Regions from separate parts of the Homo sapiens genome. Here region 1 is linked to region 2. Evidence: read pairs that join two places in POLR2A ChIA-PET (ENCODE). Cell type or tissue: OCI-LY7. All regions are shown on one strand. Links, peaks and the distances in the headings refer to the core of each region. The heading gives the core; the rest is flanking DNA.

The links. ChIA-PET counts read pairs that join two places held together with the same protein. Peaks named below come from ENCODE experiments on the same cell type or tissue, not always from the same donor. Only the 100,000 strongest peaks of a DNase experiment are listed, where the experiment ranks them.
Region 1: POLR2A ChIA-PET joins it to region 2 with 10 read pairs; 2 of 35 experiments call an interaction of 5 or more read pairs at or near these places.

The regions. Positions count from the first base shown.
Region 1 is chr9:37,038,017-37,043,392 of GRCh38, forward strand. No RefSeq gene overlaps it. Among named protein-coding and RNA genes, the nearest start is that of PAX5, 6.4 kb to the left of the region's middle. RefSeq lists an enhancer at 1-563. In OCI-LY7, for the core only: CTCF peaks have their summits at 2,845 and 3,070; DNase peaks (open chromatin) are centred at 305 and 2,695; H3K4me3 peaks cover 1,981 bases; H3K27ac peaks cover 2,197 bases.
Region 2 is chr9:37,400,664-37,406,039 of GRCh38, forward strand. LOC124902154 (a long non-coding RNA gene) reads right to left here. Exons shown (of 4, transcript XR_007061481.1): 4 at 4,543-4,842. It overlaps LOC105376035 (a long non-coding RNA gene), which reads left to right and starts at 4,778. Exons shown (of 4, transcript XR_007061479.1): 1 at 4,778-5,376. RefSeq lists an enhancer at 2,426-2,595. In OCI-LY7, for the core only: CTCF peaks have their summits at 3,093, 3,296 and 4,367; DNase peaks (open chromatin) are centred at 1,809, 2,558, 3,538 and 4,378; H3K4me3 peaks cover 3,434 bases; H3K27ac peaks cover 5,000 bases.

The DNA.
Region 1 (5,376 bases), core at 89-5,088, 360 kb before region 2:
TTGGTCCCTTGCGGTATAAACTTGGGGCTTCCCTAGGGGCGGTGCCGGGATGGATGGGGGCGCCTCTCCACCTGCAACTCCCCCAGCGCAGAGCGCAAAAAGTGCACATCGCGGGCCAGCCGTCGCCTCGGGGTTTCAGGCGGCGCCCGGGGCAAAAAGGAGCTGAGGATTGGTTTGGGTCAAAACACCCATTTCAGTTGGCAGTGGGGTCCTCTGCGCCTACAGGGCTTCGAGCTCCGGGTGCGGGCTCACTGGGGCACCATGTGCCAGCGACTCGCCACCCGGAAATACTTGGGTTGCGCTAGAATACGCAATGGGTCTGTGTTCGGGTAACCTGGTGCTCATGGTGGGTTATTACTATTGTTGTTTTACTTTACTGCTTTTCTTGCTTTCATTAGAAATGTTACTGAGAGAAGCCTCAAAGAGCGCAGACCTGGGGTCGTTTGGATGGGTTCATTTCAACTCAAATCCACTAATTCAATTCAGTTCCACGACTAGTTTCCAGCGCACAGGTACACATGGTAGACGTCAAGTGTATGCCGTATGCATATGCACAGAGACGCTATTTGAAGGCAACTCTTGGAGAATTTTGAGATAAAATTCACTCTCCTGGAGTTACATTCGCAATATATGAATATGGAAAACAGGCAATCAGTTGTATTTAAAATTTGCCAACACGTCCCAGCAATCCACTCTCACCTAAGAATCCAAAATGGGGCATTGAAAAGATTTACTGGCATTCTGGTTGTTTAATATTGAAAACAAGCGTAAATCAGTTCATTTCTCTTTATATTTCTTTTCAAATTTAACAATACCATAATAAGTGTAAGTAATAAAACCATATTTTGCTAAAGAAAGTTTGCACATAGGATGCTTTATTTCTATCAGTATTTATACGATGTTCTGTTGGCTCTCCTCACCCCCTTTTCTTCTAGTTCACCGTGTAATGTGAGCTTTAAATATTCATGCGTCGGCCCAGACTTACATTTATTTAATGTGTTTTAAACTAATAACATTTTAATGTGATATAATTTGATTCCATGAAGTACTGGAACATAAAAAAGCCTACTGCACAAGCGATTTTGAGTGAGGGTGAGTGCACAAGCTAAACGATTCTTTTAGTTTTGGACGCAGATCAGAGTGTTAAACGGAAGTGAAGCGCGCCTTTAAGTAAGCCCTTTAATATTCTCGTTTCTTCATTCTCCATTTTTCTGTAATAACTTCAGAGCCGTGGCAGAGGATCACCCCAGGATTGGGGTGCTTTCCCTGGAGCCTGCCTTGTGAACCTGCAAATCGCCAAGTGAATACCTCAGCCTCAGGGCAGGTTGTGGGCTGATTTTTATTTTTTCTTTTGGGAGGGAAGTCTTTTGGGAAGGTCAGGGGGCTACAGGATATGAAGTCTGGATTTGAGAACGTGCCGGAAATAAAACTGTGCTCTAAAAATCTTTCAGGTTTGCTGCTGATTAACTATCTTTAGCAACCCAGCCCAGAGTAAGATGGAAAAGATGAGCTACACTTGGGCCAAAGTGCCTTTGAGATGAGCCCTGAAGCCAGTCTCAGTGTTTAGCCATCACCAGAGACACTTCCCAAAGCCTTAACTTTTCCTTCACTTTGTACTGGAGGTGGGGGCCTTCTGGCACTGAATGCAAATCTACCAAAAAAAAAAAAATCCTCTACACAAAGAAAAATTAAAGATATCCCCTAATTTATTTTCGGTCAGATGAAAACCATCTGAAATATCTAATATGAGGAGCTTATGGACATAGAATCAGAAAGTCATTATCCCCCTAAATCATGAAAATATTTCTAATGGAAAATCATGACATTGTATCCTCGTTATAAACACATAGTGTGGACCTATCACATAAGGAAACTCCGTCAATCTACTATTACCTAAGAATCCAAAATGATACATTGGAAAGATTTGCAGTCTGAGGACAAAATATTCATACGAAATACGTACCAAAATAATCATGCTAAATTGTTCATACTGAAATGCTGCTATCCTTTCAACTAAAACAATCTTTAGAACAAGTATTGGCAATTTTCTGGACAGATCTTTATAAATCTTCCCAGCAAAACAATTAAGAAATATGTACTCAGATTTTATTTTTACAGGATATATGTGTGTATATGTATATATATTTTATGTATGTATATATTTACATATACATGCGCGTGTGTGTGTAAAGTTCTCTACCATAGGCAGGCTGAGAGTTCAAAGATGGGCTTTTCCTTGTTAGGTACAAATTCTTATAAACAAAGTATGAGATGGAAACAGTTTAGTGAATTTTTTCCTAATTTGGTACAGCAGTTGGTGTCTCATTTCTCATGCAATTTGCACGTAGACTCATGTACCCCATGAAGTGACAAAAGAGAATCAGGGATGAAAACCTGCCAGTGTCTGCAGGCGGTGCCTCAAAGCGCTCTTTTGGACACACGTTCTTGGTGGTGGGGAGTTTGCTGCCTCTAAACCAGGCCTGACCTTTTGTCTTTTGACCTCTGATGCATGAAATTAGGTAGCAAAAGAAAATGAAGAAAAGGATACAAAAACATGGAAAAACAGCCCTCCTTGACAATAGTCATTGTATCAGATCATAGCAGAGCTGCCCTACATAGCCCAAAGTGCTTGTTTATAAGGCTGCGGGTCTTCCTGGCCACTGGGTTCCTGTTCTTCTTTGTGGGCAATCTGCATTTGTTGGGGGAGGGACTACGCACTCTTTTTAATTAAGCTCAGAGCTGGGTTTTGTCTTGGCTCCTTTCACCAAAGCCCGTTTAGCGAGCGTTTGGCCCCTCCATTTCCTCTGAGGTCTTCTGTGTAGGCTGGGTGCCTGGGGGTACCACCTGGGGCAGCTTCCAAGACCCAAAGGAAAACTCTGCCCCTTCTGGCCACCCAGGCTGAAGCTGAATCCCAGCTGGCGTGGAGGGGAGAGGGTGGCAAGGGGTGGGGTCATGCTCCTTGGTCCTGAAGGAACACACACCCCAAGTGAATAGACTTCCACTCTTTCTCCAAACCCCGTCAGAAAGCCTGAGTCACTGGTGTTCCCTGCCCCCTCGGCCTAAGGAGTCAGCTCAGTACCCTCCCCTGTCATGAGAGCCAGGGAGGAGGGCAAGAACATTTGCAGAGATGCCTTCAGCAAGCCTCACACAACATCCTTTGATCCTCGAAGCCACCCTGGAAAGGGGTGCACAGCCCTGGGTTAGGAGCCACAGTACAATGGGCACCAGGCCCCGTCCAGAAGGGAAACAGGCCTCGACTTAGATGGTAAGAGAGTGAAGATGTGTGCAAGCAAGAGAGATCTGGGAGAACTGTGCCAGGTACTGAAGCCAGACTCTGGAAAGGGGGAGGCTGGAGGGGACATCTCTAGAGGGTGACCTGAGATGAGTGTTGAAGGGTAAGTAGGACTTTGCTAGATAAATAAGGAGCAGATGGCATAACTAAGATCTGCACTTTGCAGAAGAGGCTACTGGATATCAACATACAAGCAAAATACTGAAAAAAGAGCTGCCCAAGGGTTTGGGAACAATGTAGGAATGGCAAATGCTTCTGAGGGAAGGAATTCACAATGGTTTGAGGAACGGGACAAAGGAAGGAAGATGGCTAGAGTGGGCAGGCCCCTGCTGTACCTCATGAAGATGGCCAGAGCAGCAGCTAAGACATATTCTCTCCTTACCATATGGAGTAAATGGACCCACAGGCCAAAGGGAAGAAATAAGAGAAAGGCCCTAGGACCAAAGGAGAGAAACATAGCAAAGCTTACTCTCCATCAGTTTTTTGGATTTTTTTTTTTTAACCTTCTCCCCTGGGAAGTTTGCACAAAGTTCCCTCAACAACCTCAGTCTGGAAAAGCAAACCAACCACCCTCAGCCTGGAATGCTCCTCATGAACTTTACCAAATCCTCTCAGGCTGTAAAGACCCCCCCCAGAGCCGCAGCTGGTGGCCACCATTCTCTGCTCAGGCCACGTAGCCCTGAGCTCACCCTTCCTGTTACCTTATGGGTTGGAGATGAAGTGTCTGTGTCCAGTTCTCACCACTCCTCCTAGTCTCCTGGCTCCCATGGGCAGGACTTCTCCTTTGGGCACCAGCTCTTCTGGAAGTAAGTCATTCTGTTCCCTTATAACAGTAGCTTCTACACTTCAGTGTGAGAAGAATCACATGCAGATCCCTGGGCCCCAGCCCCAGAGAGCTTGGTTTAGTGCTATGAGACCGAGCTTGGAACCTGAACGTCTAGTAACTTCCCCAGGTGAGTAGGGTGCAGGAAGTACCTGGACCATCCATTGAGAAACACTGGCTTAAAAGCTTTTTCAGAGCAAGCACTAAGCCACTGTGATTCACTGACCCCTGCCCCACTCACCAGGTCTACACCTGTCTAAACACCCTGAACGAGAATTTGTGAGGCTGGCAACATCCAGATCCCCAAAGTATCAGCAGCCATATTGACAAACCATTCCTGATTTGCCCCAAAAGGACCAAAAAAAGTCTGACTTTGGTAATGGATGTGCCCCCTTCCTCTCATTTTAATTCAATTCTATTCAGCAAAGACAGCCTTGTGCTTAGTCCTGGAGGGAGATGAGAGCCTCCTGCCTCAAGTTGCTCGAAGCCACACTGAAGAAATAAGCCTTTAATCCACAGAAGAACTTGATCCGGCTTTTTTTTTTTTTTTTTTTTTTTTTTGAGACTATCTTGTTCTGTCCCCCAGGCTGGAGTGCAGTGGCACGATCTCAGCTCACTGAAACCTCTGACTCCCAGGTTCAAGTGATTCTTGTACCTCAGCCTCCCAAGCAGCTGGGATTTCAGGCACACACCACCACACTTGGCTAATTTTTGTATTTTTAGTAGAGACAGGGTTTCACCATGTTGGCCAAGCTGGTCTCCAACTCCTGGCCTCAAGTGATCCGCCCACCTTGGCCTCCCAAAGTGCTGGGATTATAGGCATGACCCACTGCACCTGGCCCAGGCTTTTAATTATATACAATTAGGAAAACAAAAGTGGAGTCCTCCCTTCCTGCTAAGGAAATCTATGAAGATTTCTTAAAGGAGGCAGCATTTGATCTGGAAGAGTGAGTTGGAAAAGAAAGGGAAAAGGATGCTACAGACCAACAGTTCAATATGATGAGCAATGGCTCGGAGGGAGAAAATGCTTGGCTTATTTAAGAACTGGCAAGGCAGGAGAATAGAGAGAATTCCCTGGTGATGAAATTGAGACCAGTTGAGGAAACAAGAGTCCTCAAGGACTGCATTAATCTTATTTTTTTTTTGAGACAAGGTCTCACTCTGTCACCCAGGCTGGAGTGCAGTGGTCCCACCATGGCTTACTGCAGCCTTGATCTCCCATGCTCAAGTGATTGTCCTGCCTCAGTTTCCTGAATACCTG
Region 2 (5,376 bases), core at 261-5,260:
TCCACCTCCCAAGTTCAAGTGATTCTCCTATCTCAGCCTCCTGAGTAGCTGGGACTACAGGCACGCGCCACCAAGCCCAGCTAATTTTTGTACTTTCAGTAGAGATGGGGTTTTGCCATGTTGGCCACACTGGTCTCAAACTCCTGACCTCAGATGATCCACAGCCTCAGCCTCCCAGAGTGCTGGAATTACAGGTGCGAGCCACTCTACCCGGCCCAATTGTCTCGTTTTTACCATTGGCTTGGTTTACTAATTTTCGTCACTAATTTAACTACAAACTCTTTCTTTCAGAATTTTGAACATATTCCTCCATCATGTTCCGGTTCCCACTGACGCTGTTAAAGAATCCAGTGCCATTCGGATCCATGATCCTTTGTATGAAATCCACTTTTTCTCTGCAAACTTGTAGGATATTTTCTTCATGCCAGATACTTGTGTTCTTCAATTCTGGGTTTTTGAAAACAAAATATTTTTAAAATTACTTTCTTCTTTCTTTTTTTTTAGGACAGAGTCTCACTCCGTCGCCCAGGCTAGAGTGCAGTGGTGTGATCCCAGCTCATTGCAGCCTCAAACCCCTAGGCTCAAGTGATTCTCCCACCTCAGCCCCCCAGGTAGCTAGGACTACAGGTGTGTGCCACCAGTCCTGGCTAATTTTTTAATTTTTTTTTTGAAAACACTTATGCCTATTGACCCAGCAGGTGTGTGCCGCTATGCGTGGCTCATTTTTTATTTTATTTTATTTTATTTTATTTATTTTTGCAGAAGCCATTGATACCATCTAGCTAAGCTAGGTTGAAGATACTTTGGACTCGACAATTCTATATTAGGATACATGCCCTAGAACATCTCTCCCGTGCATGCACAAAAAGATATTGATGCCTGTAATCCCAGTGCTTTGGGAGGCCAAGGCAGAACGATCACTTGAGGTAAGAAGTTTGAGACCAGCCTGGGCAACATAACAAGACACTGTTTTTACAAAAAAAAATTAAAAATGAGCCAGGCATAGAGGCATGCACCTGTAGTCTTGGCACTCAGGAGGCTGAGGTGGAAGGATAACATGAGCCCAAGAGTTTGAAGTTACAGTAACTATGATCATGCTGCTGTATTCCAGCCTGGGTGACAGAACAAGACACTGACTTAAAAAAAAAAAAAAAAAAGACATTTACAAGAATGCTATGGCAACGTTGTTTATAAGGACAAATACAAGAGAAAGATATAATAAATACTTATTGACAGGGGAATGAATAAAGATGGCACAGTTATACAAAACATATACAATATTGAGTAAATACACAAGACATATAAGGATGCCATGACATACACAAGACATACACAGCCAGCCATGGTGGCTCACACCTGTAATCCCAGCACTTTGGAAGGCTGAGGCAAGAGGATCACTTGAGCTCAGGAGTTCAAGACCAGCCTGAGCAACATCACAAGACCTTGTCTCTACTTAAAAAAAAAAAAAAAAAAAAAAAAATTGGCCGGGCGCGGTGGCTTACGCCTGTAATCCCAGCACTTTGGGAGGCCAAGGCGGGAGGATCACAAGGTCAGGAGATCGAGACCATCCTGGATAAAATGGTGAAACCCCATCTCTACCAAAAAAAAAAAAAAAACAAAAAAATTAGCTGGGCGTGGTGGCAGGCGCCTATAGTCCCAGCTACTCGGGAGGCTGAGGCAGGAGACTGGCGTGAACCCGGGAGTCGGAGCTTGCAGTGAGTGGAGATTACACCACTGCACCCCAGCCTGGGCAACAGAGCGAGACTCCGTCTCAAAAAAAAAAAAAAATTAACTAGGCTTGGTGGTGTGCACCTGTAGTCCTGGCCACTCAGGAGGCTGAGATGGGAGGTTTGCTTGAGCCTGAGGAATTTGAGGCTGCAGCAAGCTATGATTGCACCACTGCGCTCTAGCCTGCGGGACAGAGCAAGACCCCATCTCAAAAAAGAAGAAAGGGGAAAAAATTGCAATCCTACTTAAAATTGCAATATTCCACCACCCCTGCCTCTCCAGCTTCCCTTATTTTTTCCCTCTGTACTTCTCACGTTGTAACATATTAATAATGTATCTCAGTTTCATACCTTTTGTTTATGGTTTGGCTCACCCCACCAGAATGTGTGTCCCATGAGAGCAGTAATCCTCTCTGTTGTTTACGGATGTTCCCAGGGCTTAGGTTGGTGCCTCACATACAGTAGGTTCTCAATATGTATATGTTTGTGAGTTTATGAATGAATAAAAGACAGAAACCGCTACTGAAAGTTTAAAACCATGCAAAGCAATACCACTTATCATTTATGGATAAACACGCAGTTCAGGTTTGGGTTACCCCTGGTGACAGAGGTGGGGAACAGGATCAGGAAGGGACACCCAAGAGTCTTCCAGTGTCCCCGTAAGATTTATTTCCTAAGCAGGGCAATAGAGATGGAAATGTTTGTTATATTATTATCAACAAGTTTTGCATGGCAGAGAAATTCTACAGCTTGAAAAAAAAGAAAAAAAAAAGGAACAGCCAGCACCTGCAGCAGGTGTTAGAGTTTCCCAGGGTTTTTCCACATGACCTCATGGGACAGGGGTGCACAGGGGGCTTCCTGTAAACCCAGCTCAGAGCCAGGTGGGGCCTGGGACTGGGGGTTCTTCCAGAGCTCCCTAACAGGGGGGAAATCCCAGTCAGATCAAGAGAGGAAGGGGCAGCCTAGGAGGCCACCTCTTCTGGGTGAGATGGGGAGAGTGGGCCAGAATGAAGCTTGATCTTACACTGTCTTAGTAACAGCCCAACAAGTTCTAGCCCGTTGCCCAGGTAGAGCCGATTTATCAAGACAGGGGAATTGCAATAGAAAGAGTTTAATACATGTAGAGCTGGCTAAACAGGAGACTGGAATTTATTATTACTTAAATCAGCCCCTCGAAAATTCAAAAATGGGTCTTTTAAGGATGATTCAGCAGGTCTGGGACCAGGGATTGGGGAGTGCGTATTGGTCAGACTGAAGATGAAATCATACGGGGGTTGAAGTCGATTTTTTTTTTTTTTTTTTTTTTTTTGGAGATAGAGTCTCCCTCTGTCACCCAGGCTAGAGTGTGGTGGCGCGTTCTCGGCACACTGCAGCCTCTGCCTCCCGGGTTCAAGCAATTCTCCTGCCTCAGCCTCCCAAGTAGCTGGGATTACAGACATGCGCTACCATGCCCGGCTAATTTTTGTATTTTTAGTAAAGATGAGGTTTCACCATGTTGGCCAGGCTGGTGTCGAACTCCTAACCTCAAATGATCTGCCCACCTCGGCCTCCCAAAGTGTTGGGATTACAGGCGTGAATCATCCGCCTGAAGTGGATTCTTGCTGTCTTCTGTTCCTGGGTAGGATCGCAGAACTGGTTGAGCCAGATTACAGGCCTGGGTGGCACCAGTTTGTGCATCAGAGTGCATCAGCAGTGCAGGGTCTGAGAAATACCTCAAGTGCCAATCTTAGGTTTTACAATCGCGATGTTATCCCTAGGAGGAACTGGGAAGGTTCAGAATCTTGTAGCCAGCTGCGTGACTCCTAAACCATAATTTCAAATCTTATGGCTAACCTGTTAGTCTTACAAAGACAGTCTGGTCCTCAGGCAGGAAGGGGTTTGTTTAGGGAAAGGGCTGTTAGCATCTTTGTTTCAAAGTTAAACTATAAACTAAGTTCAGCCTATGCCCAGGAATGAACAGGGCAGCTTGGAGGTTAAAGGCAAGATGGAGTTGGTTAGGTCAGATCTCTTTCTCTGTCATAATTTTTTTGTTGTTTTTTTTTTTGAGTTGGAGCTTCGCTCTTGTTGCCCAGGCTGGAGTGCAGTGGTGCGATCTTGGCTCACTGCAACCTCCACCTCCCAGGTTCAAGCGATTCTCCTGCCTCAGCTTCCCAAGTAGCTGGGATTACAGGCACCTGCCCAGCTAATTTGTTCATATTTTTAGTAGAGACGGGGTTTCACCATATTGGCCAGGCTGGTCTCAAACTCCTGACCTCAGGTGATCCGCCTGCCTTGGCCTCCCAAAGTGCTGGGATAACAGGTGTGAGCCACCGTGCCCGGCCTCTGTCATAATTTTCGCAAAGGTGGTTTCATCTTTATCCAAGAGTAGGGACTTGCCGCTGGATCCCCCTGTCAGACACACGCTGCTGTGAGTCAGCTCTGGATTCCGCTTTAGGACACCTGGGAGCTGTCCCAGTTCAGAATCTGATTCCCTGTTGGAAGCTCTGCCCAGAATTTCTCAAAACTCAGTCTGCATCCTGGCCCCCACCCCCATGAATAATGGGGAGAATAAATGTGAACCCGGTTTTGTCTACATCATAGGGCTGCTGTGAGAATCAAAAAGGGTGAAAAAAAACCTCCCTGCCGGTAGAGACCAGTCTAACTGCAACTGTGCATTTTTTTCTTAACTATCCCCCTATTGTTTGATTGTGTTTGCCATTTTCTCTGCTATAAACAGCACTGCAATGAACATCTTTACATGCCTGCATATGGGTGAAGGGAAAACTTCCCCTTTTCCTTCTGAAGGTTCACTGAAAATCACCTGACAAAAGGCAGATTAGTAGGAGAAAAAGGATACACATTTATTAACATTCATGGGAGAGAATTACAGTGTGATTACCCCAATCCCCCAATGGGGTACAGAAGCTTATGTACTCTTTTTCCCAGGGGAGCGAGGAGATGGGAAACATAGAGCATTGTTTTGAGGAGCAGTAAATGATTATTAAGGAGAATGAATGGATCAGGGAGACAGAAATCAACTTGTGAATGGAATGAGTCTGAGAGGCAGACATTATGTTGTGGAAAAGTCCATCCAGCTGTGGTTGGACTTCTGACTTCTTTTCTTCCGGCTTCTTTTCTGCAGTGGATAATGGGGTATCAGACGGACAGAAGGCAAATGTGTTTCTTTTGGCAAGACACTTTCTAGGTCAGATAAGGAAATTCCAGAGAGTCCCTCCAAGGACTTGAGGGGTGAGAGGGAGAGAACGAGACAAGGTTAGAGAGGCCTTGATGCTGAGGCTTATTTGTGAGGCCTTTCAGTTTTCAAAAGCACTCAGCATGCCCAAGTGCCACATTTTGGGGAATCATTTTCTGTACCCCAACACTTATATTTTTGGTTTGCTTTAAAAAAATTATTTCTCTGGGATAAATCCCAGAGGAAATAATTGGTTAAAGCATATAAATTGTTTCTATGGCTTTTCAACCTGATAATCAAAAGGATCAGAATACTGTTCTAAAGAGTTCATGCGGCTGGGCAAAGTGGCTCATGCCTGTAATCCCAACACTTTGGGAAGCCGCGGCGGGGTGGGATGGTGGATCACCTGAGGTCAGGAGTTCGAGACGAGCCCAGCCAACATGGTGAACCTCTGTCTCTACTAAAAATACAAAAACT